2 separate regions of the Homo sapiens genome follow, and region 1 is linked to region 2. Evidence: read pairs that join two places in POLR2A ChIA-PET (ENCODE). Cell type or tissue: IMR-90. All regions are shown on one strand. Each heading gives the region's core, and the rest is flanking DNA. Links, peaks and the distances in the headings are about the cores only.

What was found. Peaks named below come from ENCODE experiments on the same cell type or tissue, not always from the same donor. Only the 100,000 strongest peaks of a DNase experiment are listed, where the experiment ranks them.
Region 1: POLR2A ChIA-PET joins it to region 2 with 8 read pairs; 1 of 35 experiments calls an interaction of 5 or more read pairs at or near these places.

The regions. Positions count from the first base shown.
Region 1 is chr4:128,296,648-128,312,858 of GRCh38, forward strand. No RefSeq gene overlaps it. Among named protein-coding and RNA genes, the nearest start is that of PGRMC2, 17 kb to the left of the region's middle. In IMR-90, for the core only: no CTCF peak of the experiment used is centred there; no DNase peak of the experiment used is centred there; H3K27ac peaks cover 169 bases.
Region 2 is chr4:128,145,998-128,159,953 of GRCh38, forward strand. The region is part of intron 11 of LARP1B (La ribonucleoprotein 1B); the gene reads left to right. It also overlaps the pseudogene FOSL1P1. Among named protein-coding and RNA genes, the nearest start is that of LARP1B, 92 kb to the left of the region's middle. In IMR-90, for the core only: no CTCF peak of the experiment used is centred there; no DNase peak of the experiment used is centred there; H3K27ac peaks cover 1,258 bases.

The sequences.
Region 1 (16,211 bases), core at 6,261-11,260, 150 kb after region 2:
GAAAGATCTGCAGTAGAACAACTGACTTTTAGCAGCATGCAGGTGTAGAAATTTCTGATGAGAGAACCAAGAGATCAAAACTTTGATTCTTCTTTTTCTCTTCTTTCCAGTATCCAACTGTCAAGTTCCACTGGCCTTCCAATATATTGTCCCAAATCTGACTGACCACCTTCCATGTTTATAGCTACTATCCTAGTGCACGCCATCAGCAGCTATCATCTGAACCATGACAACAGCTTCTTGACTGGCGTCTTGGTTTCCACTCTTGCCTTCCCAGAGTTCATTCTCTGTTATTAGCCATTTAACAATATAAATCAGACCTACCACTTCCCTTCCTATACTTCACTAATGTCTTTGCCTTGCAATTAGAATAAAATCCAAACTCTTTATCATGGCCTATATGACCTATTCTATACCTTCCCTTTGATTGCTCTCAAATCGCCTTCCTTGCTCATTATGATCCAGTCATATTGATTTTCTGTCTTTGCTTGAATACTCCAACCTCATTCCTAACTTAGAGATTTTGCATTTGATCTTCCTCTGGGTCTGGAATTCTCTACCCCATTTCTCATGGCTGACTTGTTCTCATCACTGAAGTCTCAGCTCAAATATTCTCTCCTCTGAGAAGCCTTATCCTGACCACCTGTCTAAAGAGCTCTCACATCCTCTCCCCCAACTTTAATCATTCTCTATCCTGCTTAATTTTCTTCATAGCATTTAGCACTACCTGAAATTATCTTATTTTTTACATGTTTATTATCTGTCTGTCTGTTAGCCCCTAGTAGAATGTGGAATGTGATTTCACGGTGGTAGAGCTTTTACTGTCTTGTTTCCTGCTCTATCCTCAAAGCTTAGAACAAAGGTTGGCATTTGGTGGGGATTACTAAATATTTGCTGAATAAATGAATAAATCAAGGCCCTGATGTACCCAGAAAAGGCCTTTCAAGGGGCTTTGATCATACTAATTTTTCATGGTTCAGAGTTGTGGCCTTTCATTTTGAATGCTAAGAAATCTGCTTTTGCCAGCACATGGAAATTTTTTTTCTCCAGGAAAGAACTTTCATGAACTGAGTTGCAAGAGTGACATATAAAATCCCTAAGCCAATTTATTAGTTTCTGGTGAGCAGTATAACTGTCACATGGACTCAGAGTTGCACCAACATGATGTGTTGAAAAATCTCTGCCTATGGGCTGACATATAAAGGATAGTGAATTGAATCAGAAAGCTTTTTGAAAAACATTGAATACTAGAAAGGGAAATTAGTTAGATGGCTCATATATTTAAAAGCATTCATTTATTTCACAAATATTTCAAGATCTCTATCTTTTGTGTGGTGTGCTAGGTATTGAGGAGTCAACAGGGAATCATATCAAGTACCAGTCCTTAAAGATTTGCAGTCTAGTTGGGGAGGCTAACAATAAGCTGACAATTATAAATCAATGTCAAAATATTTTTTTAGGATAATCTTAGGGTAATATGGGAGGATTTAGATGGGAAACTGAGCCTTAGGGAATTGAGGTGAACTCTGAGGAGTTAGTGCAGCATGAGGAGAAAGAGCACTGTGTGCAGAAGCTGTGACCTGAACCAAGGTGTGGACCCGGAGAGGGCAGAGTTTTCTAAGAAACACAGGTAGCTGAGTGCGGCGGTAGTGAAGAGCTGTAGGGTGAGGTGAGAAGGCTGCAGATAAGGCTCATGGACTTAGGCTTGGACTTTATCCCTACATAGAGTAAAGAGGAGCCACTGAAAGTTTTGTTTCAGTGGGGAGGTAGAATCTATTTTTTAGGTTGCCGGAGCACAGCTGATATTTTGCATTCCTTTCTTCCTAAGAACTTTCCATGAATATCTGGCTAAAGTCTACACTCCCTCCCTTGAACACATGACCCTTCCTTTATATGTACTCTCCAGCCTTATATCCTACTGCTTTGCAGCACATGATCTGTGCTCCAGACACACCAAACTTCCTGGTTTCCAGATTCACTCCCGTCTTTAATTATGCCTTTGTATCCCCTGCACTTGTGAAGCATGCTCGTCTACCCCACTTCCAAAAAATGTTACTGAATCATTTTTCCAAATGACGGAAGTAAGACATGTTCTTTGTAACAAGCCAAAGGACAGAGAGATGTGGAAAGAAAAAATTAAAACTTTCTCCTTTCCTCTCACCACCACCACCACCACCACCACCATACCCATACACACAGAGTCCACTGTATAAAACAGTTTTTTTTTAACTTAAATAGATTCATGCTATTCATTTTGTGCAGTCTCTCCGTCTCCCAACAGAATCTCATGGACATCACTCTAGCACCTGCTGGGTGCCAGGCCCTGTGCCTCACCTCATTTACCCTACAACTACCATGGCACTATTGTCCCCAGTGGGTAGACAAGGAACTGACATGTGATTAATTTGCCCAAAGTTGCACAGCTAGTGATTGTGGGAGCAGCAGCTGGAACTTGGGCAATCTGGCTTTTGAGTCCAAAGTGCTACCACTGCCTTTTACTGTCTCCCAAATTAATGCTATTTTTGTTCTTTTTAATAACTTTACAATATTCGTATGGATGTCTGGAATATATTCAATTATTTCTCTTGTTGATGAATGTTGAGGTTATTTTTTGCCACTGCACTTCTCCAAGGAGGGACTTGAGATCAAAGAACATACTATTTTTATTAAGCATGGCCAAATTATATTCCAAGGATTATATAGCCCAAGCAACATAGAGGCATATCTGTTTCCTTATATTCCTGCCAGTCCTGGGTGATGCTGATATTTTTAGTTTTTTAGTTTGTTCGTTTGTTTTTTTACCCCTGGCTGTGTGATCAGTAAAAACAATACATCTTTATTTTGATTTGCATGTTTTCTGACTACAGGTGAGATTGTGAATTTTTCTGCATGTTTTTGGGATGTTTGCATTTCCTGTTTCATGATTTGTCCATGAATTTCCTCTCCTGTCTATTTTTTCTGTTGGGTTGTTTGTCCTTGATCATTTTTGGTGGAGGGTATGGTATATGTGTATGTGGAGGGATGTTTATAATATAATAAATAATTTTAACCCTTTTTCTCACATAGGTTCAAATACTTTCTCCTTGTCTATATTCATTCACCTTTTGAATTTGCTATGGGATCTTTTACCTTATAGAAGTGTTTACTTTTTATGTGGTCAAATCTGTTAGTCTTTTCCTTTTGGCTTTCCTGGAATTCACAGGTTTTAGGCATTTCTGTTCATTAAGGATTGGGACACTTGGCCAAGGCTCTCCCTGGAGGTGCTTGATGGGCTTTGAAAACTTTTGTCTCAGACTCTTTTACCTTTGTTTCTACTTCCCAGTCTCCTTCTGAGAGATCTGTTCTTTCTTGGAATTTGTTATTACATTCAACTAGACTAAAGCAAAGTATGTCTGGGCTGGGAATCATTTGTCATTGTAAAAGTGTGTTTGCATGTCTTTTCTCTGATTCACTATGTTTTAATTTTCTGTTTCTCTCTCCTTGTTTTAAGGAGTAATCATCATGCTCCATTTCGTTTTTGAGCCATCTTCAGCCTTTGAGTCCTTAAGCTTTTTGGAGACAGTTTGTGGAGAAGGTATGCCCTTGATACAAGGCCTATGGATAGTGATGACGATTGGTTTTGAGGCTGTGGATTTGAGAATGAGTTAGTCTCTGTCTTTGATTATAACTGTATAATCCTGGGAAGTTGTAATAGGTCTCCAGGCCCTTTTCCATAAAATAATAATACTGCTCTGAAGCTACTTTTTGACAGTGCAGGAGAGGACTCTAACCGTTAATTTAAATGTTTCGTCCTTGTTGGTCGCATTTCAAGAATATTTTAATTTCAAGACTTGTGCTTACGCCTTCACAAATTACCTTGGTGTACCCCTCTTTTCATTCACTGTTAGCCCATGAAAGAAGGATAAAATTTGTTTGCCTTAATGACTGGTGTCTTTTATAGAGTCTCTAGAATGAACTGCCTATTTCACTGTTGAGAAGAGAAACATTTAAACTCTTCGTGGAAGTTAAATTTGGGGTCATTTTACACAAACCATGGCTTTGGTCCAAGGAACTGAGATAGATCATGTGAGTTGGGAGTGGACAAGGGAAAGAGTCTGGCCTGCATTGTGGTAGATTTTTAAAAATTTAAATCTTTATGTTTAATTGAGAAATAATAATTGTATATATTTATGGGGCACAATGTGATGTTTCGATATATGTATGCATTATGGAATGATTATACCAGGTGAGTTAACATATCCATAACCTCACATACTTACCATTATTTTCTATTGAGAACATTTAAAATATATTCTTTTGACAAATTTGATATATAAAATACAGTGCTATAACTATGATTAATAATACATAATAATAATGCTACTGTATGATAAATTTCAAAAAATTATTCCTCCGTCTAACCAGTCTAACTTTGTATATCCTTTGACCAACATCTCCTCAGCCACTCCCTAGACTCCCAGCCTCTGGTAACCACCATTCTCTACTTTTATAAGTTCAACTTTTTTATATTCCACATGCAAGTAAGATTATTCAGTATTTGTCTTTCTATGCCTGGCTTATTTCACCTAGCATATTTTCTTTTGGATATGTCCACTTTCTTTTGTCCATTGGTGGACACTTAGGTTGATTTCATAACTTGGCTATTGTGAACACTGCAGCAATGAACACGGGAGTGCAGATATCTCTTTGACATACTGATTTCAATTCTTGTGGATATATGCCTAGAAGTGGGATTGCTGGATCATATGGTAATTTTATATTTAGTTTTTTGAGGAACCTCCATATTGTTTTCCGTAGTGACTTTACTTAGTGGATTTTGAAATGCACACAGAATTTGTTCCAGGTTTATTAATGGGCTCATAGAAAATAAAGCAAGAAGAGACATAAAGTTATTACCCAGGTGTCCCCCATGCCCTCAGGCTGGTGAATAACAAAACCAATCAGTGAAGGCAGTTTGTTGAATTGCTCAGTTGATAATACTCTTGGATGGTAGCTAATTTTAGGGGATTTGGGGATAAGTACTAGGATTGAGAAGCTAATTGGACAAGTGGATCTCAGGAGAACTCATGGCTGACCCATTGATCTGGTTCATTCTTTGCCTCCCATCTCCATGAGATTTGAGGCAGCATGGCCCCCCTGCTCTTAGCTGTGGATCTGTTAGGTAAGAGGAGATGACTACACCAACTCCTTGCTTAAAAGTCTTTCTGTCCCTTATCCTCAGGCCTTGAAAGTTTTAGGTTGTATGCAGAAATTAAAATCAATTAATATATTTAAATGCTATGTGCAAGACATTGTATGGGATGGTGTGTGTGTGTGTGTGTGTGTGTGTGTGTGTGTGTGTGTGGAAGAGAGAGGAGAGAGGGAGAAAGAGAAGAGAGTGCTGTATTAGGTAAGGCAGAGTTCTTGCCTCCAAGGAGCAGAGGTTGCTAACTCAATTGCCTAGGAGGCCGGGTAGATTCAGTCAGTCACATGGCTTTGCATGTGTAAGAAAAACAACAGAGTTAGCCAGATAAATGACATCAGATTCTTACTTGTGTCACTGACAATAGGAGGTGGTGGGTGCTATGGCAAATGGGAGTTGCACACCCTATGTAAAGAGAGCAGCCCATACAAAGATCTAGCATAGTGGTGTTCAAAGTATGGGTCCCTGGACCTGCAGCATCAGAATCACCTGGAAACCTGTTAGAAATGGAAGATTTTCAGCCCCGTCTCAGCCCACTGATTCAGAAACTCTAAACATGGGAGCCTTGCAGTCTCTGCTTTAATACACTTTGGCGATTTGAGAACCACTGTTGTACCATGGTGTTGCCTTGTGGGAATTTAGATCCAGTGTTGCTAGATCTTTTGATTTTTTTCAAGGGAAGCTATAAAGCTAAATCCTTATGGAATCTACTGATTTTTAAATATTAGAAGTTGTACAGGATATATGTAATTTTGGGGAGCATGAGAAGTGGGAAGAGGTACCCTGTACAGGCCAAACTGCAGGCTAAAGAAACCACATCTGTGAGCCTCGTGGCCTCCAGGCCTCCAGTATGAACTTAGAATAATTAAATGTCTGCTTCATTGTTGGACTAGAGCAATGATTTTCAGAGAGAGAGAGAGGAGAGAGAGAGAGAGAGAGAGAGAGAGAGAGAGAGAGAGAGAGAGTGAGAGTGAGTAGACTTGAAAGGCAAAAGGGGGCTTGTAAAGGCTGCACAGAATCTGATCCTTCCAGAGCATCCCTCAGGTATGTTAATAAGGAAGGAAAGAAGCCCCTGCTATGGCTCTTGAGCACTGTGGATTATAAACTGTGTTCACATCTGTTCTTTCATCAGGTCCTCACAACATTGTGCAACAAGTGTGAAAGATGTAGTCTCCATTTACGGCTACTGAAATAGGCTGAGAGAGGGTAAGTGATTTGCCTAAGGTCACATAGCTTGTGAGGCTTAAATCTGAGACTAGATACCTAATTCTATGCTTTCTAAACTAGAGTTTCTCTCTCATACATAGTTATGTATATTTATGTGTGTTTGTGTATCCAAACACCACTAATTCCTGAAAAGATCTGGTGTGGCTCACTGGTGACTGGTTTTTGTCCTGTTCCTTATGACTGAGCCTCAGCTGGTCCCCTCCCTGGGGTGGTGTGCTGCCTCAGGCCCCAGATTTTCTTCCTTTTTTCTTCTGTGAACTCCTTAGTACCAGTTGTCCCTCTTGGAACCTTTCTCCCACACCAGTTCTGCTCCTGGACTCTGACTACTCGGGGTCCCAGATTTCCCTGTTCTGGCCTGTCTTGCCACCGACCGAACCTCACTGGGACACTGGTTCTAGATTTGTCCCCTGTATGGGTGATATGTGACCCAGGCATCTGCCATCTGCAACTAGACTGAGTGTCCTGACTCATTTTCCATAGGCTGCTGAGCTGCCACCAGAGTAATGGCTTTCTGACATGTGGCAAGTTTGGATAATAAATGATGTATATTATTATATTAGGAGAGCTAGAGTATAGGATTCTTTCAAGTATTTTACCTCATCTAGCTTAAAATGCAACAGGCATGTATCCAGATAGCACTACCAGAAAAATTTTAGTAGTTTGAAATTTCTGGGGCCTGTTAAATATGATATTGATGAATTCTGCATTGTGCTGGGTATGGGGTGGGCATTGTGACAGTTTTAGATACAGTCTTTTGAAGGGGCTATTTCTTCCATGTTCGGAAACCAAGTGCTGGGGAGGGATGATGGGGGAGAGCTGGTGGTTGCTGAGTGTCCAGGTGTTTACAACAGGACCCTGCGTGTGCAGTGAATCAGAAACTGTTCAGTCTTCTCTTTCCTCGCCCTCACCCCAAACCATCCATGTAACTGTCTGTGTGTTGAGGGGGGTGGTGTTGGGGGTGGGAGAGAGATCTAGTGACTATGAAAGCACTAGGGTGCAGAAATGTCTTGGTACAGCGCTGCTGTGGATATTGATAGGAGGAAATAGAGAAGGTACCTTTTGCAAGGACCTCACGTAGCCCAGGGTTGGCTTCTATTAGTTAGTTTTTTTTTTTTTTTTTTTATCAGAGAATAACAGATCACTAGTGGGAAGGGTGTGTTTCAGCCTTATCTTGGATGCTTCCTTACTTTATTTGACTTAATTCAGAAACTATGCAATAGTTTTGTGTGACTTTTGCCATTTCCTTTTCACGTAATGAGTTTTATTTAAAGTCCTCATAACCGTTTTTTTGTTTTGTTTTGTTTTCTATGGTAAGAGTAATCAAATGAGAATTGTAAACAGTTTTGGGGCCATTTTTACTCGACAAAACTGTTCTCCTGAGCCAGACCTCTTTCTTTCTCTGAAACACTTAGGGGCAGGAGAACCAGACTTTTATAGGAGAAATATGAATTCTTGTACATTGTCACAAACTGGTTAATAAATAATTTAAAAGCAGAAAGGGTCCTATTGAAATATTGGACTCCAACTTTGTCCAGTAGACATACTGAGTACCAAGGATTTCTCAGCTTATTTGAACAAATGTAGGAAGATATTTAAAATTTCCCTCAGTGACCACATAGAATGTCATTTCTCTATCTGCTTCAACACAGAGCTGTTGGGTAGAAAGTGAAGGCTGAAGGTCACCTGGAATAATAACAGTAACAGCTTATTTATATTGTTTTGTACCAAAGCTGTTCATATATGTTTGTGTGTTGTGTGTGTACAGGTATATCCATATATATGTATACACACATACACACTACACATGTATATATATATATGGATATACCTGTACACACACAACACACACACACACAAATACACCTTTAATCCTCACAATAATGTATGGGTCAGGTACAATTATTATCACTATTTTACACATGTGGAAACTGAGGCACAATGATGTTAAGCCACTCTTCTAAGCTCACACAGCTAGAAACTGATCATTTGCATCCAGGCAATCTATACCATATCAGTTCCCTTGACATATTCTTGCAGGACTCACTGAGGATCAAAGTTCTCCAATCCTGGAACCTGTGCTAAAGCTACCCCACAGGCTGGTTCTGTTGTGTGAGACATTGATGCTATCACTCACCAATCTGCCTAGACCACAGTAGCTGACATTTACTGAGCACTTACTATGTGCCAGGTAATGTGGAAAGTACTTTGTATACATCATCTTACCAAATCCTCCCAGCAGACTTATGAAGTAGGGGCTGTTTTACATATGAGGAAACTGAGACCTGAAGAAGTTAAGTAACCTGCTCAAGATAAATGCTAGTAGGTATAGGCTCAAGATTTACCACTATGCTCTTCTGCTCTCTTGCTCAGGAGCTGGGCTCCTAACTTTGTGCTCCCAGTAAGGACTCTGCTAGTGCACATTTTCTCTGTGTCATGACTTTTGCTACCAGCCTCCTGAAGTCAAGGGTTAAGGGTGCTTTCGAGAGGAGAAAGCCTGGCTTAACAGGGAATCTGGAAGAGAGGTGACAGGAACTCTTCCCTTCAATGGGATCTGAGCAGTGCGTTATAGTGAGTTCCTGTGGGGGAAGGGCATTGATTGCTAAAATGGGAGCTCTTAAATATTCATTATGGTTGGTTACATTTTGGCCTTCACTCTTAACAATTACTATTTGATTCCACTTTATTTAATATATGACCTTTATTTTTCTTTTATTTATTCATTTGGCCACTGTTGATACCTTGAATATTTTAGCTGCCTACTATAGTCAAAGAGCTCTAGCAGAATTACTTGAAAATAGAATCAATTCATCTAAATTAGCCATCAATATTATGTTGTAAAAGGGATAATTATAGTAATGCCATTATATAAAATGAAAGTATAAATATATATAATAGATTCAACATGAGAATAATAGATGTTTAATTCTGGCATCTTCTCTAGATGTCTCTTATTTCAACACTCCTTAAGCTCCTACTCTCTGCTAGCCACCCTGGGAGGTGCTGGGATTATAAAGATAATAAGCCATGGACCTTGTCTTCAAGGGATATGCAGTCCCTGCTGGGAGACAATTGATAAAGAGCTATGAGAACACTAAGGGCGGATGCAACCCAGAGCAGAGGAGGTGGGGTGGAAATGCTGGCCAGGAAGGCTACTTGGAGGAGGTGATCCCAGAGCATTTAATATTTCACACTGGTGAGAGCAGGAAGGCTTGGTAGCTCAGCACACGGGGTCTGGAGTCAGGGGTGTTCAAATCCTGGCTCTCTTGCTTGCAGTTAAGTTTGTTTACTGTGGTGTTGCAGTTTCTCAGCTCCATTATACTCTTCTTTTTTTTTTGAGATGGAGTTTTGCTCTTGTTGCCCAGGCTGGAGTGCAGTGGTGTGATTTTGCCTCACTGCAGCCTCCGCCTCCTGGGTTCAAGTAATTCTCTTGCCTCAGCCTCCCAAGTAGCTGCGATTATAGGTGCTCGCCACCATACCTGGCTAATTTTTGTATTTTTAGTAGAGAAGGGGTTTTACCATGTTGGCTAGGCTGGTCTGGAACTCCTGACCTCAGGTGATCCACCTGCCTCAGCCTCTCAAAGTGTTGGGATTACAGGCATGAGCCACCACACCTGGCCCATTATACTCTTATGGAACCACTGTTGTGTATGTGATCTGTTGTTTTACTGAAACATGATGTGGCAGCACATGACTGTAGAAGGAAATACAACCACAGGAGAGGGTGTTTGGGCTAAGGTGTCATGATGTCATGGAAGAGTCTTACCCATTGATGTCCAGAGTCTCATGAAAAATTGAAGGATATATTCTAGATGAGTGTTTGGAGAAATCTGATGGACTCTTGGGAAAGTAAATTATAAAATTAAAACATATTTTTTTTTCAGTAAAGTGTAAAACTGGTCATCCTCCACCTGAAAGAGAATACTAAACTTTAAACCAAAATATAAAAAGAAAGATTGCTAGTTGTTTTTTATCTAATCCTTTTTGGTGAAAATATTAGTTTGAAAATTGTTATCTAAGGTCCCTGCCATCATTTGGAAAGTCAAGTGAAAAAAGAAAGAAAAAGTCTTCTGAACATTAGTCTGAATTCCAAACCTCATCATAAACTCTGGGAGAAAGGTGAAAGTTCAGCTTTTCCTATTGGCCTGGACTGGAATATCTGCCTTTCTCTTGCAGTTATATCTCTATTAGCAAATTGTCTGGAAGCAAATATACTTTAGTCAGCTGTGGTCAAACATGAAAATGCTCATGAGATATGCAAAGCAGGGTAGCCTGAGCTCAGCCATGATGGCTGAGAACAGCCTTAGTCTGTCTGTCTGTTTGGGTGCCTGACTGCCTGCACTCAGCTACAGAGCAGTGGGGCTGCAAGTCCTCGTGGTTTCTCCTTGGGGCTTTTATCTTTTCCTTTTCCCTCACTTAGCCAGGATTCCCCCCACCATCACAGGGCTGGTCTTAGCCCCTCCCTCTGATATCAGCCATTCCCACTCCACTTTCAGCAGCCTAGCATCCTGTTTGTGATCATTCTCCCAGTCCCACCATTAGGCAGTTGCTCTACCCCTTCCCTCTATCAAAGCATGAAAGGACCATGAGGCCCAGATGCAATGGTTCCAATGTACATTTCTATTTCCACCAGAGAGCCTTTCTGTCCTGGGGTGCCTGGGGCTAACCACAATGCGTTTCCTCAAGGCTCTGGCCCCAGCCTTAGGCAGTGAAAAAGACCAAAGCCTACCTGTACCAAGGAAATTCCTGGGCTGTTGGCCTCTTCCACCCTGCTCTTACTTCCTAACCCTCTCAACCCTAACTTCTCCCTTCTCTTTACCTCAGAGGCTTCTGTGGCATATTTTAAGTTTTTCCAGAATGTCCAGTGCTATTTTAATAAGCATTGAACTCCATTTTCATAGTGTATGAAATGCTTTTTCCAAAATTGAGACATGAGTCTCAGTGCCTCTTATATTGTTTTCATGTCTGAAAATGAAGTTTATGACAGAGGAATGTGTTGATGGAATATAATATCTTCATGAATAGAAGCATTAGTAAACTGGCTCAGTTGTCATTAAGAAATACTTTCATTTGCTTTTTGACAAAATAGTCATGAGTGAATAGCAAGTAATACATTAAAAACTGCTGATTTCTTATTGCACTCATTCATATTAAAATAACAATACAGAAAATAAATATAGAAAAACTTCACTTACAATCCTATCGCTCCATATAATTACTGTTTTATTTTCCTGTGTTCCCTTTCAGGCCTAGGCCATGTATTAGGAGGCTGCTGAATGGGGCTCTGAATACAGCTAGCTCCGTGGTAAAGGAATTCTTGTGAAAAGTTGTGTTCCATTTGTGTATTGTACTTCAAACTAGCTCTGGGCACTACCCACATTTTAACTTGCTGTGTTAACCAGCTTTAGTTTATTATCTCAGAACTCTGGCTGCACCATTATAGTAGCAACATTCATCTTTTTTTTGGCAGTGGTGGGGCCTTTACCACCAGCATATCAAGGAATATCACAATAAGCTCCACGACACTAGATTTTTTTTTTTTGAGACGGAGTCTCACTCTATCATCTAGGCTGGAGTGCAGTGGCATGATCTTGGCTCACTGCAACCTCTGCCTCCCAGGTTCAAGCGGTTCTCCTGCCTCAGCCTCTCGAGTAGTTGGGATTACAGGTGTGTGCCACAAATCTGGCTTTATTTTTTTTATTTTTTTTTATTTTTAGCAGAGATGGTGTTTTGCCATGTTGGCCAGATTGGTTTTGAACTCCCGGCCTCAAGTGATCTGCCCGCCTTGGCCTCGCAAAGTGCTGGGATTACAGGCGTGAGCTACCGTGTCCGGTCAACACTAGATCTTAATTGCATATTTCCAAAAGGTTAGTGAGTTTATGGATATTAATAGGCCTTCGTACATAAGAGCTGAATTCCCTCTTTATCTGGGATTCTTATGTTCTGTTGATATTATGGAAAGTTCTCAGCTCAAGACAGGCAATGAATTGGGCCTGAAGTCATACTCTATCCTCTAAACGGGGCAGCAATGCATATTTCCAAGCTCAAGAAAGAAATGACTCCCTCTGGCCTCTCCCCCTTTCTAATTTTCTTCCTGAAATTGTAGACGTCTTATCTTGGTATTTATAGCATATGCCTGATTACAAAAGTAATCTGAAGTGTTGATGAAAAACACAATTTCCTGGGGCCTTTCCAGGCCTATTGAATCAGAATTCTGTGGAATGGCTTGGTTTAAACAGGCACCTTGGGTGATTTTTACAATCCAGGCAGATTTGGAAACAGTTGTTTATTTGAAGGCAATCCATAGCTACCAGCTCACACATGTGCTTAGCACACTTTTGAGGAAAAGTAGCCAGTCGTTCCATCCTCGGGGGATCAATGGTTGTGTAGGCCTTTGTCCTTATTCCATCCTAAATACGGCATGGTCACGGCTATACAAAATGTAGGACGGGGTGGCAGGCCAATGTGGGAAGATAATCTTCTCTGTCAAGGTCATTATACATAATACTGCCACAGCCTTCACTTTGTAATTGGGAATTATATTCCTTATCTAAATTATAATTTGTACATGATGGGTGTGTGTGTGTGTGTGTGTGTGTGTGTGATTTTTTATTATGCTTTTTTTCATGTGATCACTGGGTTTTAAATTCAGTTTACTGAAAAAATGCTCTCTCATCAATCACTGTGGTATTAATTTGAAAGATAAGCAGATTTTATGCAACTCTAGGTCATGGCCAAGATCTGGAGTGATATTCCCTGAAGTAGGCTAGTCCCATAGTTGTGAAATAATGGGGCTTGTTTTGGATGTATGCTTCCTTGCTGGATTCCCCACTCACCCAGATTGATCCAGGCCCTCCTGCTGTCTGCCAGAAGCCCACCCTTTTTACTCACCTCCCTACCCTTCCCAGCAGGGCCCTATTCTCCCAAATCACCCTTCCTTCCCTCATAAGTTCATCTCTTGAGTCAAAAGATAAAATAAGAACAATAAAACATAACCCAACTCTCCTCCTCTAGATTTGATGATCTTAGCTGGTAGAAAGAAAGGGATGGATGAAACAAACTCATGCCGTAGCAGGAATGACTGATGGATCTTACTGCATTAGCAAATGGTCCCAAGGACATTTACATCTTAAGACATGATTGTTAAACTAAAGGAATAAGTCTCAAATACAGTGTATCAGACAGTTTAAAAGGAGAGTGAGGTGAAATGTGGGGCAGAGGGATCTTTAAATCACACAAGGGCCATAGTTCACTGCTCCCCGAGGCCAGCTGTTGCTCTTGGAAATGTGTTGATAATGGCATTTAGCCAAGAAGGCCAGGGAAACATTTGGGTCTGGTTAAAGGGCAAGCCCCGGTCTTTCGCTCTACCCTTCGTCTCTCTCATCTCCAACAGGGCACTGCATGGGTGTGCTCTCTGCACGGTGGGTTGTCATGGGAGCAAAAGGATCATCTGCCAGAGCAGGGGCCACCCCAGCAGAGGGAGCATCTGTCCTGGAGCAGTGCAGGAATGGTGCAAACCCAGAGTCAGGGCCCTTGACTTTTCATTATTGAAGGCTATTGACTTGTGGACTAAGTGGCTGTCAGGTATAGCCCTTTCACGTAGACAGAATCAAGAACCTTTGGCACAGGCTCTTATCACTGTGTGTAAAGGTAAAAAATTGATTAGGCTCAAGTGGAAGAAAACGTGATACTTTATTTTTTCTCAGTTGAAACTTTAGTCTCTGTGTCTTTCTGTGTCAAGAAAATAGTAAAATCCAAATCTAACCAGGCAGGCTTTTCCCCCGCTTGATTAAAGGATTTTTTTTTTTTTTTTTTTTTTTTGAGACAGAGTCTCGCTCTGTCACCCAGGCTGGAGTGCAGTGGCATGATCTCGGCTTACTGCAACCTCTGCCTCCCAGGTTCAAGCGATTCTCCTGCCTCGGCCTCCTTGATTAAAGGATTCTTAATTAAGAAAGGAAAATCTATTATAGAATAAATGCTAAATGAAAATAAAGCAAGCACATTGAACCCTCATTCCTAAGTTAGAAACAAAGCTCAGATATTCATCACAGTGTGTTTAGCCATGTTATGCTGTCGGTGTCCTCGGGTCCCTAGGTATCATGACTGCTTAATGATTTTCAGTGATGGGACAAAACTATAGAGACAAGGCTGGACATAGCTCTCTTCAATTTTATTTTTCATCCCTCCCCCCACCTACTAAATATTTCCCATATTAAATAAAAATCTGAAGTGTTAGTAACATAACTTGATGAGCCTGACTTCCCTCATCTGCAAGGTTTATCAGATGATATCAAAGAAGACTTTGGTCTCAAGATCAATGATTAAATATTCCAAGAGAAGAGATCTATTTTCCTGAGTGCATTTGTATTTCATGTTGCTCTTTGAGTGACTTTCTTGAGTTAGGATATGTGTTTAAATTACTTATTCTTCAAATGAATTGGTGAAGAAGTAAGTATAGATATTTTATTACAAAATAGCTAAAAGTTTATCAGTAATAACTGATACTTCCTGGGTGCCAGGCTCTGTTGTGTGTTTTATATGTACCATATCTAATCGGCACAACAATCTCCTGAGTGGTTGCCATTTTTGTTGCTGTTTTTAGTTCGGAACTGAAGCATAGGGAGTTTGGATGACTTCAGCAGGGTTCTACACTGGCTAGTGGTTTTACTGGGTTCTGGATCTGGGCAAAATTATTCCTCAGTCTTTAAGACTGAAGAGTCACAGAGGCTAAAGCTAAGGCTAACAGCCACAGAGCCATAATACCTCTCCTGCATTAACAACAAAGAAACCTAGAAGAATACACTGCAAGCTGGTAAGACAGGTTTCCTCTAGGATTATGGGAAGGGTGCCAGGAAAACTTTGGCCTTATCATATCATTTGAATTTCTTTTTATAATTATAATGTATCCATGTATTACTTAATATAATGGATAAAACTTTAACTTTTACAGTTAAAATTGCCGAAGTCCTAAATCAGATTAATAATTTCCATAAAATCATTACTACTTAAAAAAATTTGTCAATGAGACTCTTAAAGCTGGTAGGGAACTAAGAAATCATTCATCATAATCTTGTTTTTCAAATGAGGAAACTGAAGTTACATGATTTGCTTAAACTCACAGTACTAGTTAGTGATAGAACAGGTCTGCTACTGCCCAACTTTGTGTGCCTCTGCTGCACTTTTCAACGTGTACTTTGGAGCAAGACTTAACAGATCTTAAGTGAAAAGTCTGAGAGTTTCAGCAAAAGCTTGTATGCACATAACCAACTCCAGAGCCAAGATATAGATTATTTCCATTACTCCTGAATGTTCTCTTGTGCTAGGCATCTCTTTGAAAACTTTGCCTTGCCCGTTCATGTGCGCTGGTAAGAATTCAAGTGCTTATATTTCCTATATATTCACACATTTTACAGTTCCCAAAAGAGACACACCTTAGTGTGTCTGTGTACTTCCTTAAAGACAGAAACAGGGTTTTAACAAAGTTCCATGCTCTTCTTATCCTTTACAAACCAGTTCCTAATTACTGAAATTGCTAATTGCTGTTCCTTGTTTACAAACATTAACTCAAGTTGGTCTTTAGCCTGACATAATTATCATTACATATAAAATTATTTTTTAGTCATTTAATTCTGAAAGCTCCCCAGACACATTTATAATCAGAGTACATGTCTTTTTTTTTTTTTTTAACTGAGCAGTTTCTATATTACAATCCTGGAAGCTCTAAGAATAAGACATATGGCCGGGCGCGGTGGCTCATGTCTGTAATCCCAGCACTTTGGGAGGCCGAGGCGGGTGGATCACCTGA
Region 2 (13,956 bases), core at 8,957-13,956:
TTAAATTGTTACAACCAACTTTAGTATTACTTATTAAAGTTGATTGTTTATGTATCCTAAGAAGCATCAGTTCCATTTCCACATGTACATATGTATACATGCATTTTTCTAATACACATCAGTTCCATTTCTAGTTATGTCTATATGTGTACGTGTGTGTATCTTTTGTAGAGAAACTTTTGAATGTGTGGACTATGAGACACATCCATATTGTTAAATCTAATAGCTTCATTATGTCTAAAATGGTATTATATATGTTTTGTATACAGTGGTATGGTATTTAACAGTGAAATAATTGGTATAGAAATGAAGATGATTTTAAAAACAATGCCAATATAGATCAAATAAGAGAATGGTAAAATGGTGATAGTTGTTGAAACCATGTGATGTGTATATAGGACTTTGTTATACTATTCTATTTTTGTATATGTTAGAAAAATTCCAAAGTAAAGAAGTTTTAAAAGTTTGGTGGATGTTAGCCATATAATATATGCAGAAAATATGATTTTATTAATATACAGTTCCAAAACAGGGGAAATGAAATATATTGCATAGGGAAACTTTCAAAGGTAATAAATGAAAGAACAGTTAGGAAATCGGTCTTGCTAAGGTCAATATGGTGGTTTTTCTGGAGAGAAGGAGGGGAATGGGATTGGGCAGGGGCAAAAAGGGACTTCCAGGATATTGGCAGTGTCCTATTAACATAGATGGTAGTAGCATGTGGTGTTCATTGTATTAATTTTCATACCATACACATAGGTTTTATACAAGATATTTCAAAGCAGAACAGTTATTTAAAAATAGCTGGATGAAAGAATTTTGAGAGTTTTAGGTTGGCATAATCAAGGGAAGCATCCTAGAGAAGCCTAGAACTTAAAACTAGGTCCTAAATAACGAATATTCTATATTATAAAACATCTGATCTAGGACCCACTGTTATGCTTAGTATTCCTGACCAAAAATAAAGGACACAGAAGATAACTTCCATTGCAACACATTCTCCTTGATGACAGTGTCTATCCCATTGGTTCACTCATTCATTCATCTATCCATTTATTCATTTAACAGATATTTGAGTAGCTGTTAGGTGCTAAGCATAGTGATAGGCAATTTGTGAACAGTGTTGAGGAGTGATGGAGTTTCCAGTCCCCAGATTCTTTATGATTCTCAGCTTTGTTAGCTGGGACGAGAGACCTCTTTTGTATATTTGCTTTGAGGTGTGAACTAGTTAGCCCCAAACAACTGGCTGGCTTCTTTCTTGCCCTTTTTCTAAGATCGCCTGGTTTCTTTGCTCAGATTTCTGTGACAGAGTCTTTCCCTTTTTCTCACTGCTAAGACAGCGATTGAAAAATTTGCTCTTTTATACATTCTTTCAAAAAGTTCTCCCCTTGATGCATGCAAGAGTTTTGCCTTGATTATTAGGCAATATTTGGATATATGTACAAAATCAAAACAGAGAATAAGTAGTCTAGCTAGAGAAGGTAGCTGGTGGGTTTGATTTATGAAGGGGAACAGTAAAAAAGAGAAGTTGAGGACAGAAAGTAGTATGGGGTGCTCTAAGTGGGTAGATTGCCTCTTAAATAATGAAATCTGGATGTGGTTATTGCTAGAACAGTGGCTGAAGAAAATCTTGTGTTTCAAAGAAAGTGGATTGAAGAGTACTTTTTGTGACCCAGAATTCAAAATTAAAAACTTATAAAGTCAATAAATGGAAAACAAATGAGTTTCTGAAGTGTCTTCATCAAATAATAGAATTATGGCCAGTAGTAAAAAAAAGAAAAAAGAGTTATGGCCAGTAATTACAATATAATTTATAAAGTTTCTAGTCACTCCTTCACTGATAGAATACAGTAATATGTAAGCACGAATGTGTTTATTAATAGCCTGTTGATATAATTTATGAAAAAAATACAGAGTTTACAACTTTTTTTTGAAATTGGCTCCTGAGTAATAAAAAGTTTCTTGACATTGATTATCTAATGAGAGCTAAGTATGTGAATTATCTAACAGAGTTCAATATTATTTGGGAATAGGTTTTAGAGCCCTTTTAAGTTGAAAATTGAGAATGATCAAAACATTCCTAATTCTCTTAAATCACCAGTAAAATACGTATCACTTTATGCATAGCCTTACACCTTAATATGCATCTAAAGCTGGGCGCGGTGGCACATGCCTGTAATCCTAGCACTTTGGGAGGCTGAGGCAGGTAGATCACCTAAGGGCAGGAGTTTGAGACCAGCCTGGCCAACATGGTGAAGTCCCTCTCTACTAAAAATATAAAAAACTAGCTGGGCGTGGTGGTGGGCGCCTATAACCCCAGCTACTTGGGAGGTTGAGGCCGGAGAATCTCTTGAACCTGGGAGGTGGAGGTTGAAGTGAGCCGAGATTGCACCATTGCACTCCAGTCCAGCCTGGGCAACAAGAGTGAAACTCTGTCTCAAAAAAAAAAAAGCTTCTAAATATATATGTAGTAATGTAGCAGGATCATATTTATAAAATAAAGTATTGAAGTGCTTGAATTTTGAAGTACTTGAGCATATTTATAAAGATTCTAATTTGATGGGTCTTCCTGTCCATAGTCATCTTTCTCTTTAGAAGCTGATTTTTTTTTAAATTTTATTATTTTACTTTATTTTATTTATTTATTTTTGAGATGGAGTCTCATTCTGTTGCCCAGGCTGGAGCACAGTGGCGGGGTCTTGGCTCATTGCAACCTCCACCCTCGGGGTTCAAGCAATTCTGCTGCAGCCTCCTGAGTAGCTGGGATTATAGGTGCTCACCACAATGCCTGGCTAAGTTTTGAATTTTTAGTAGAGATGGGGTTTCACCATGTTGGCCTGGCTGGTCTCGAAGTCCTGACCTCAAGTAATCCACCTGCCTTGGCCTCCCAAAGTGGTGGAGTTACAGGCATGAGCCACTGCACCTGGCCAGAGGCTAATACTTAAAATAATTCTTTCTACTTTTAGTTGTTATTTCCCTATGCTTTTCAACATTTTTGAACATGAAAGGATATGGTAAAACTATACTTGTTTGGGCACTTTTCAGTGGTCAGGACATTATCGAAATGTATTCATCCTTTCGTTAGGTTTTTCTTTCTGTGCATTAACATTAGGATTTGATTACATCAATGCATACATTCATTGAGTAGAATAGCAGTGGCATTGCTGGCCCATTTAAAAAGTATTATTATTGCTAAACAAGTATAATTGAATTTCTGTAAGTTAAATGTTAGCACTACAGTACTCTGAAGATTGGGTAGGTGAGGTGGGACCAGATTGCAAAGTGTCTTGAAAGCTTTATAGGAATTTAGAATAAAGAGCAATTGCAGTTTTTATAAAGAAAGTGGAATGATCAAAATAGTGGTTTAATAGGTTTATATATGTGAGGCATTAACCTAGATCAGAATAGGGGAGGACAGAAGTTGAGTTAAAAAACCCACTTATAGTAATCCAAGGGTGAAATGAAGAGCTGAACAAAAGGAATATCGTTTATTTTCTCAACATTCATTAATAACCTACGTGAGAATGAAAAAGTGCCAAAATTGGGAAGCGATTTTAAAGAATCTGTTCATAATACCTTGTGAAAGAAGTAGGGACATTAGCAAGGAAAACCTAGGAGAGAATGATCTTAAGATCAGATTTGGAAATGTTGAGTTGATTCATGGTGTCTATTTATGTAAAATGTCTTTTGCCCTCTCTCTAAATCCTAGAGATGATAAGAAGGCCAGAAATGTAGATTTTGGAGTATTTAGTAAAGAAGGGAGACTTAAAGCAGGAAAAGTGATTGAACTTTTTAAGGTATTAAAGAAAAGGAGAGGGAACAATTGAGACAGGAAGTCCACTAGTGGTAATTTGGAGGAAAAAAATAGGTGTGGGCTGGGCGCAGTGGCTCACGCCTGTAATCCCAGCATTTTGGGAGGCAGAGGCAGGCGGATTACAAAGTCAGGAGTTCGAGACCATCCTGGCCTACATGGTGAAACCCTGTCTCTACTAAAAATACAAAAATTAGCCAGGCATGGTGGTGCACACCTGTACTCCCAGCTGTTCAGGAGGCTGAGGCAGGAGAATCACTTGAACCCGGGAGGCGGAGGTTGCAGTGAGCCGAGATCGTGCCACTGCACTCCAGCCTGGGCGACAGACCAAGACTCCATCTCAAAACAAAACAAAACAACAACAACAAAAAAGGTGTGGTTATTATATATAGTTTCACTGAAGAAGCCAAGAAAATAAATGGTGTCTGAGATTATGACCCATAAAGGGACACATTCTATCTCAACTATAGCTTTAATTTTTTTCTTTTTTTTTTTTTTTTCAGACAGGGTCTCACCCTGTTGTGCCTAGGCTGGAATGCAGTGGTGAGATCATAGCGTACTGCAGCCTCAAACTCCTGGGCTCAAGGGAGTCTTCTGTCTCAGCCTCCCTAGTAGTTGGTACTACAGGCATGTGTTACCACACCTGACTAATTTTTTACTTTTTTGTGGAGACAGTGTCTCACTGTGTTGCTCATGCTGGTCTTGAATTCCTGGCCTCAAGTAATCCTTCCACATCAGCCTCCTGAAGAGCTGGAATTATAGATGTGAGCCACTGCACCCAACCAGCTTCATCTTTTTTCCCCCACTGACTTCTTATTTTAAGGCAGAGAAAATTGCTTGAACCCGAGAAGCAGAAGTTGCAGTGAGCCAAGATTGCGCCACTGCACTCCAGCCTGGGCAAGACAGCAAGACTCTGTCTTGGGAAAAAAAAATAAATGAAGAAATGTAAAATAAAAAAATAAAAATCCCTTACTGCTGACCACCTTGGACCTACCATCAGACTGTAATTCACATTGACATGAATGGGAAGTGAGAAAGTTGAAGCACCAAGGGTTCTTTCAAGCAATTTGGCTGAAGGGAAATCCTTGTTGCTTAAGCTTCTTCTTTCTAGTCAGACCAATATGAGTTGCAGAGAAATGTAGACTTTGAAAGACAATGCCATTTTCTCACTTAATGTTATGAATATTTTTCTGTATCAGTAATATGCATCTATATTTTATTCCCTCCAAGTCTTCATTTTGAAATACTTCAAACCTTCAGAAAAGTTACATACATAATATGAGGAATGCCAGTATATTGTTCACCTAGATTTGGCAAACATCTTACCATATTTCCTTTTTTTCTATGTATAAATATATAGGTGCATATATATACATTTTTTCCTGAATCATTTGAAAGTTAGTTGTAGACATTATGTCAGCTTATCCTAAAATACATCAGCAAGTATCTCCTAAAAACAAGTACACTCTCCTACATAACCACAATTATCAAAAACACAAGAAGTTTAACATTGATAGAATGCTATTATTGAATATGCAGTTTATATTTACATTTCTCCAGTTGTCTCAGTTGTCCTTTATAATTTCTTTTATTTTTTTCTAAGTCAATTCCAGACAGGAATCACACATTGCCTTGAGAGTCATATAATTTTAATGTTCTTTCATTTAGAATAGTTGTGCTGCCTTTTTTTTTCTTTTTGGCTATTCATGACATTGATGTTTTTCAAGAGTTCAGGCCAGTTGTTTTGTCCTTCAGTTTGGATTTGCCCGATATCTTTATATGATTAGCTTCAGGTTAAGATTTTTTTTTTTTAAGGTGGAGTCTCGCTCTGTCACCCAGGCTGGAGTGCAATGGCGTGATCTCGGCTCACTGCAGGCTCTGCCTCCCGAGTTCAAGTGATTCTCCTGCCTCAGCCTCCTGAGTAGCTGGGATTACAGGCATGCACTACCATGTCTGGCTAATTTTCTGTATTTTCAGTAGAGACAAGGTTTCACCATGTTGGCCAGGTTGGTCTCGAACTCCAGACCTCAAGTGATCTGCCCACCTTGGCCTCCCAAAGTGCTGGGATTACAGGTGTGAGCCACCGCGCCCAGCCAGGTTAAGTATTTTTGACAAGAACATTACATAGGCAATGTGCCTTGTTTAGTATATGCTCTCCAGAGACATGTGATGTCAGTTACAAAATTTGATGTGGTTAGAATTGGTGATTTGGTCATTTGGTTATGATGATATCTACCAGATTTGCTCACTGTAAATGTACCTTTTCTCTTTTGTAATTAATAAATGATCCTTGGAGTGATATTTTAAAACTGTGTTCCCCAACAGTCTTTATTCAGTATTTTAGCTTCCATTGGTGATTTTTGCTTGAATCAGCTATTATGCTTATTATAAGATGGTGATTTTTTTTTTTTTTTGAGGTGGACTCTCGCTCTGTCCCCAGGCTGGAGTGCAGTGGCGCAATCTCGGCTCACTGAAACCTCCACCTCCCGGGTTCAAGCGATTCTCCTGCCTTAGCCTCCCGAGTAGCTTGGACTACAGGCGCATACCACCACGCCCAGCTAATTTTTGTATTTTCAGTAGAGACGAGGTTTCACCATGTTGGCCAGGATGGTCTCGAACTCCTGACCTCGTGATCCACCTGCCTCGGCCTCCCAAAGTGCTGAGATTACAGGTGTGAGCCACTGCGCCCGGCCAACATGGTGATTTTTATTTATTTTTTATTTTTTTATTTTTTAGGTTAATGTTTTTTATTTTTTATTTTTATTTTTTTATTTAGATGGTGATTTTTAAATTTGTTATTCCCTATATGTCTGTTAGTATTCTTCTATAAAGAAGAACTTTCCTCTCCACTTCATTTTTTTATTTTTATATTTTAATTTTCTCCCTTTTTAGTGATAGTATGGACTCCAACATGGATTTCTATCCATTCTTGTCCTCATTCATTTTGATGTTCAGAATATCTCAAACCTAGTCAGGTTAGAGCTCTCTCAAGATGGTTCCTGCTTATAACCAGCATGTTGTCATCTGTTCAGCACATTTATATTTTATGGCACAACAAAGTGGTCTTGTTGCCCTCTTCCTTTTTTACTTTTGTTTTTTAATTGTGATAAAACACACAACAGGATTTATTATTTTACAGTTTTAAGTTTACAATTTTGGTTTGCCTTTTTTTTTTTTTTTTTTTTTTTTTTGAGATGGAGTTTTGCTCTTGTCACCCAGGCTGGAGTGCAATGGTGTAACCTTGGCTCACTGCAACCTCCACCTCCTGGGTTCAAGCGATTCTCCTGTCTCAGCCTCCCCAGTAGCTGGGATTACAGGTGCCCGCCAGCACACCCAGCTCATTTTTGTATTTTTAGTAGAGACGGGGTGTCACTATGTTGGCCAGGCTGGTCTTGAACTCCTGACCTCAGCTGATCCGCCTGCCTCGACCTCCCAAAGTGTTGGGATTACAGGCATGAACCACCACGCCTGGCCTTGGTTTGCCATTTATTTATTTATTTATTTATTTATTTATTTATTTATTTATGAGACAGACTCTCAGTCTGTCGCCCAGGCTGGAGTGCAGTGGCGCGATCTTGGCTCACTGCAACTTCCGCCTCCCGGATTCAAGCGATTCTTCTGCCTCAGCCACGGACTACAGGCGTGCACCACCACGCCTGGCTAATTTTTGTACTTTTAGTAGAGATGGGGTTTCACCATTTTGGCCAGGCTGGCCTCGAATTCCTGACCTCGTGATCCATCCGCCTTGGCCTCCCAAAGTGCTGGAATTACAGGCATGAGCCACAGTGCCTGGCCAGTTTGCCTTTTAAAATGTGGTCTTCCCTGGTTTATCCCTGGCCTACTTCTCTTATTATTTTGATAGCTTGTCTAGAAATGATAGACTCTATTCTTAAGTTTTGGGTTTTTATTTATTAACTGTATGCTAATGACTCCCTTGTGTCTTTGTGGGACTCTAGAACTATATTACCGGTAGCCTACTAAATTCTCCAGTTATTTGTCTTATGTTTCATAGGCATCTTTTTTATATTCTGTCTCTCATTTTAAAAAATGAAAGAAAACCCACCCCAAACCTATATTTTTTATTTTGCTTGGATGCCTTAGGAATCCCCATCCACTTATCGTAACTTCTAACATGCAGTTTGTCACTAGGTCCTATCAGTCCTTTCATATTCATTCCTACTGCCATGCGTCATCTCTCTATAGAAGTTTTATAGGATGTTCTTGGCTCTAGTTCATTCTCTTTCTAGCTTAACTCTTGTCAGAGTAGTCTTTCCTCCTTATTTCTCATTTCATTTTTTTTCCCTAGCAAATTAGATAATTTACTACAAGTCCAAGAAGCAGTTCTTGATTTTAGGCAAGGCTTTGTATAAGACACCAAAGAAAGACTTTGCTTTTCTTTACCCCTATCTTTGGTGTACTTTGCTCTGTGTTAGCTTCATTTTCAGTTACGCTTTCTCTGAGTGGGAGCAACAGTGGCCATTGATGGTTTCAGGCTTTCATTATTTTCAAAGTAAATGATTCCAAGGAAAATCCTTCATCCTTCTAAAATCCTTCATCATCGTAAAATATAAATATGATTATTTCTCTGTTTTTCTTAATTCTATTCAGTGGTTCCTCACCCCCTTCAGGATAAAGTTCAAATTCTTTGGCAAGCAAGAATTCATGAATTCTTGATTTGGCTTTTACATATTTTCATTGTCCTGTTGCTCTCTGCTTTAAAATTTGTATCCATAAATACCAAGTTGCATGTGCAGTTTCCTCTGCCTGCAGTGGCTTTTCACATTGTTTACTTGCCAAATTCATTATCTTTTAGCTAAATAAACCCCAGTTCAGATATTACTCTTCCAGGAAAATCTTATTTGATAAATTTTGTGCTCAATCCCAGAAAAATTACTCTCCTGTTCTACCTTTGCACCACATATGTATGTTTGTTTTTGACTTATACTGAATTGTAATCTGTTTACAAAATTTTATTTTTTTTGAGACGGAGTTTTTTGCTCTGTCACCCAAGTTGGAGTGCAATGGTGTGATCTCGGCTCACTGCAACCTCCGTCTCCTGGGTTCAAGCAGTTCTCCTACCTCAGCCTCCTGAGTAGCTGGGACTACAGGCGCCCACCACCACGCCCAGCTAATTTTTATATTTTTAATAGAGATGAGGTTTCACTATGTTGGCTAGGCTCCTCTCGAACTCTTGACATCAGGTGATCCACCTGCCTTAGCCTTGCAAAGTGCTGGGATTACTGGTGTGAGCCACTGTGCCCAGGCTACAAATTTTTTTATATCCATTAGATCATTAAATCTCTTTGGTCCCTTTTTGAACAAGGCAAGGTATAAATTTATTAAAAATAACAACAACAACAAAAACAAAAACCAAAATTAGGCTTTGGTTGTGCATCCAGTTGTGGTAGACTGGCTAATTCAGATGAACCCTATTGCTGAGAACAGCTGAAAAAGTAGGTTTAAAAAATCTGTGTGAAGGCACAGTAGAGGGCCAAGACAGTAAAACATCATGTGGTCAAAATCTGGAAAGAGAGTCGGAAGCCAGCGGCCGTGGACCACGCGGAGCCGCCAGCCCGGGGCATGTTCTGAGACTTCAGGGAACCCGGCCCGAGCTCCGGGAATGGCGTGGGTATGGCGACCCCGCGCAGCCCCCCGGCCGCAGTGCAGGCAGCCCAGCAGAAGTTCCACCTCGTGCCAAGGATCAGCAACATGAGTGGCAGTGAGGAGCTGCAGTGGATGGTACAGCTTCATTTTCTGGGGCCCAGCAGTTGCCCCAGGCCTCTGACCTACCCTTAGTCCAGCCCCCTACAACCCCAGCCAGGAGCCATCCGGGCCCTGGGGCCGCCTCCAGTGGTGTGTCCAAGGCCTTGTGAACAGATCAGCCCGGAGGAAGAGGAGCGCCGCCGAGTAAGGCCCGAGCGGAACAAGCTGGCTGCGGCCAAGTGTAGGAACTGGAGGAAGGAACTGACTGACTTCCTGCAGGCGGAGACTGATAAACTGGAAGATGAGAAATCAGGGCTGCAGCGAGAGATCGAGGAGCTGCAGAAGCAGAAGGAGCGCCTGGAGCTGGTGCTGGAAGCCCACTGACCCATCTGCAAAATCCCCGAAGGAGCCAAGGAGGGGTACACAGGCGGTACCAGCGGCACCAGCAGCCCGCCAGCCCCCTGCCGCCCTGTACCTTGTATCTCCCTTTCCCCAGGGCCTGTGCTTGAACCTGCGGCACTGCACACCCCCAAGCTCATGACCACACCCTCCCTAACTCCTTTCACCCCCAGCCTGGTCTTCACCTACCCCAGCACTCCTGAGCCCTGTGCCTCAGCTCATCACAAGAGTAGCAGCAGCAGCGGAGACCCATCCTCTGACCCCCTTGGCTCTCCAACCCTCCTCGCTTTGTGAGGCACCCGAGCCTTACTCCCTGCAGGTGCCACCCTAAGCAACGTCTGCTCCCCTTCCCCCACCAGTCCAGCTGGCCTGGACAGTATCCCATACCCAACTCCAGCAGCTGCTTCTCCATCCCTCTAATGAGACTAACCATATTGTGCTTCACAGTAGAGCCAGCTTGGGGCCACCAAAGCTGCCCATTGTTTCTCTAGAGCTGGCCTCTCTAGCACAATTTGCACTAAATCAGAGACAAAATATTTCCCATTTCTGCCGGAGGAATCCTGGAAGCCCAGAGACTTTGTAGATCCTTAGAGGTCCTCTGGAGCCCTAACCCCTTCCAGATCACTGCCACACTCTCCATCACCCTCTTCCTGTGATCCAACCCTACCCCCGTGACAGAAGGTGCCACTTTACCCACCTAGAACACCAACTCACCAGCCCCACTGCCAGCAGCAGCAGGTGATTGGACCAGGCCATTCTGCCGCCCCCTCCTGAACCGCACAGCTTGGGAGGTGCCCATGGCTTCTGTGATGAGCTGATCTGCAGATCTCAGCTTTGAGAAGCCTTCAGCTCCAGGGAATCCAAGCCTCCACAGTGAGAGCAGCTGCTATTTATTTTCCTAAAGAGAGTATTTTTATACAAACCTACCAAAATGGAATAAAAGGCTTGAAGCTAAAAAAAAAAAAAAAAAAAAAAAAACTGGAAAGAGAAGAAAACCTAGAGAAATAAGGCTGGCATTTGGGTCTTCATTTCCCTCAGACTCATCTGCCAGTTCCATCCTAAGCCTCAAGCTTTTAGTAATAGTGTCTGATCCTCAAAAAATAATTAGGAATATTAGAAGACAATATGATATGATAGAAAAAAAACAAAAGAAACAACAGGAAATAGAAACAGACCCCTAGTGATCCAGAAAATAGAGTTATCAAGCAGACTTTGTTTTTAATAAGTTAAAAAATAAAAGATAAGATGGAGAATTTCAGTATAGAGCCAGAAACTTTAAAAAATAATCAAGTGGAAATTTTAGAAATACAAAATATGATAATCAAGTGCAATGGGTAGGCTTAATAGTAGATCAGGACAGTGAAGAGATAATTATTAAACTGGAAGATGGATCAAAAGAAAAATCCAGAGTGAAGCATTGAGCAAAAAGATGGAAAATACAGAAAAGGGTGTAAGAGACATAGTCTAACACATATCATTGGATCCTCCAATGGGGGAAGAGAGAGAGAATAAAGCGTAAGTAATATTTGAAGAGATTATGGGTAAGAATTTTCCAAAACTGATGAAAGACACCAAAGGACAGATTCTAGTCCTAAAAACTTCAAAGAAGATAAATACAGAGAAAACCTCATCAAGACCATATAAAACAACTGAAAACAAAAGCTGGATAAAAAGGACAGATTACAAGCATTAATAGTAAGACTTACAGCTAACTTCTCAGTAGAAATAATGGAGGTGAGGGAACAAAGGGATGATGTAGTTACAGTGCCTGAAAGAAAGGGAAAATAGTGTTCAAGAATTAAGGTAAACAAATAAGTGAATTGTACGCTTAAATAGGTGAATTTATGAGATGTAAAATAAAGCTCTAAATAAACCTGTATAAAAATGAAGGTAAAATAGAGATATTATCAGAGAAATGAAAACTATGAAAATTTATTTGCAGCAGATCTGCTTTAAAGAAAATACTAAAGGGAATTTTTCAGGCAGAGGACAATGATTCCAGAAAGAAGGTTGGAGATGCAGGAAGAAATGAAGAGCAATGGGAAGGGTAAATATGTGTATATATTTAAATAAATAGTGGCAATAAACACAACAACGCTGGTGTAACTCTATTTACTCTATCAGGCAAAGTAGGTTTTTAAGGCAAAACTTATTCAAGATATAAAGATGGATATTTTATAATCATGACAAGTTTCATTGCCTTAGAAGATATAATATTTCTAAATTTGTGTGCATCTAATAATGTAGCTTCAAAGTACATAAAATTTGCAGGCAAATAGGTGCATTCATAATCATAGTGGGAGATTGTAACACACACCTTTCGTATAAAGAAAGGTGTAAGATGGAGCAATCAGAACCAAAAAATCAGTAAGGTTATACAAAATGTGAATGCAGTTTAGAAAAGTGAATTCCAGATGGATTATAGTTCTAAACGTGAAACACAAAATAATAAAACTTATAGAAATAATAGCTCAGTAATATTTCAGTGGGGAAGATTTATTGAACAGGAAGCACAATGAAGGAAATGATTGATAAATTGCACTACATTAAAGGACTTCTTTTCATCAAGATACTATAAGAGAATAAAAAGGCAAGTTAAAAAAGTGTCAAAAAGTATTTACAATATTTTATAAAGAACTCTTACAAATCAATAAGAGAAAGACAACCCTATAGAAAAATGAGCAATAGTATTGAATAGTCATCTCAACAAAAGAAGCTATCCAAATCAGCAAATATACTCAAGCTTTTCAGCCTCATTAGTAATCAGAGAGATACAAATTAAAGCTGCAGTGAGATAACACATATACCTACCAGGATGACTACATTAAAAGCTTTTTCTGAATATTTATTTTGAGATATTTATAGATTCACAGGAAGTTGCAAAAAGTGTACAGAGAGGTACTGTGTACCGTCACTTCCCTTCAAAAGTCACATCTTATATATAACTATATATACATCTTATGTAACTATAGCACAATGCTGGGCAAGGTAGCTCATGCCTGTAATCCCAGCTGTTCTGGAGGCTGAGGCAGGAGGATTGCTTGAGGCCAGGAGTTCAAGACCAGTGTGGGCAACATAGTGAGACTTCATCTCTTAAAAAAAAAATTAAAAAAAAAAATTAGCCTGTCATGGTGGCATGCACCTGTAGTGCCAGCTACAGGTTGAGGTGGGAAGATCACCTGGGCCCAGGAGTTCAAGGCTACAGAGAGCTGTGGTCGTACCACTGCGTTCCAGTCTGGGCAACAGAGCAAGACCCTGTCTCTAGGGAAAAAAAAAAAAAAGGAAATATGTTGTGTAATATTAAAACAAGAAAATAGACATTTCTTATCACAAATGTATGTGTATAGTTTTGTGCCATTTTATCACATGTAGATTCATATAACTATCACCACAGTCAAGACACTGAACTGTATTATTACCACAAAGTTCTCCCTGTGCTCTCTAAAGTTACCCCTTTAGAGTCTAACCCACCTGCCTCACCTCCACTATCCCTAACCCCTGGCAACCACTAATCTGTTCTTCATCTCTATAATTTTGTCATTTTGAGAATGTTACATGATGGAATCACACATTTCTTAGAGCAATTTTAGATTCATAGCAAAATTGAGCAGAAGATAGATTTTCCATAGATCCTCTTCCCCTACACAAGCATAGCCTCCCGTATTGTCAACATCCCCTACCACAGTGGTACATTTGTTGCAGTTCATGAACCTACCTAGATGCATCATTCTCACTAAAAGTTTATAGTTTACATTAGGGTTCATTCTTGTTCAAATGGCTAAATTTTGAGACTGAAAATACCACACATTGGTGCAGATGTAGATCAACAGGAACTTTAATATACTGCTAATGGGGATAAAAATAGGTACAGCCACTGTGAAAAACTGGCATTTTCTACTAAGGCTAAATAGAAACCTACTGCTCAATTCAGCAATTCCACTCCTAAGTAAATATCCAACAAAAATTTGTGTCCCTGTTCCCCAAAAGAAGTTTTTGTAAAAACGTATTTATAGGAATTTGTTTGTAATAGCTATAATCTGAGA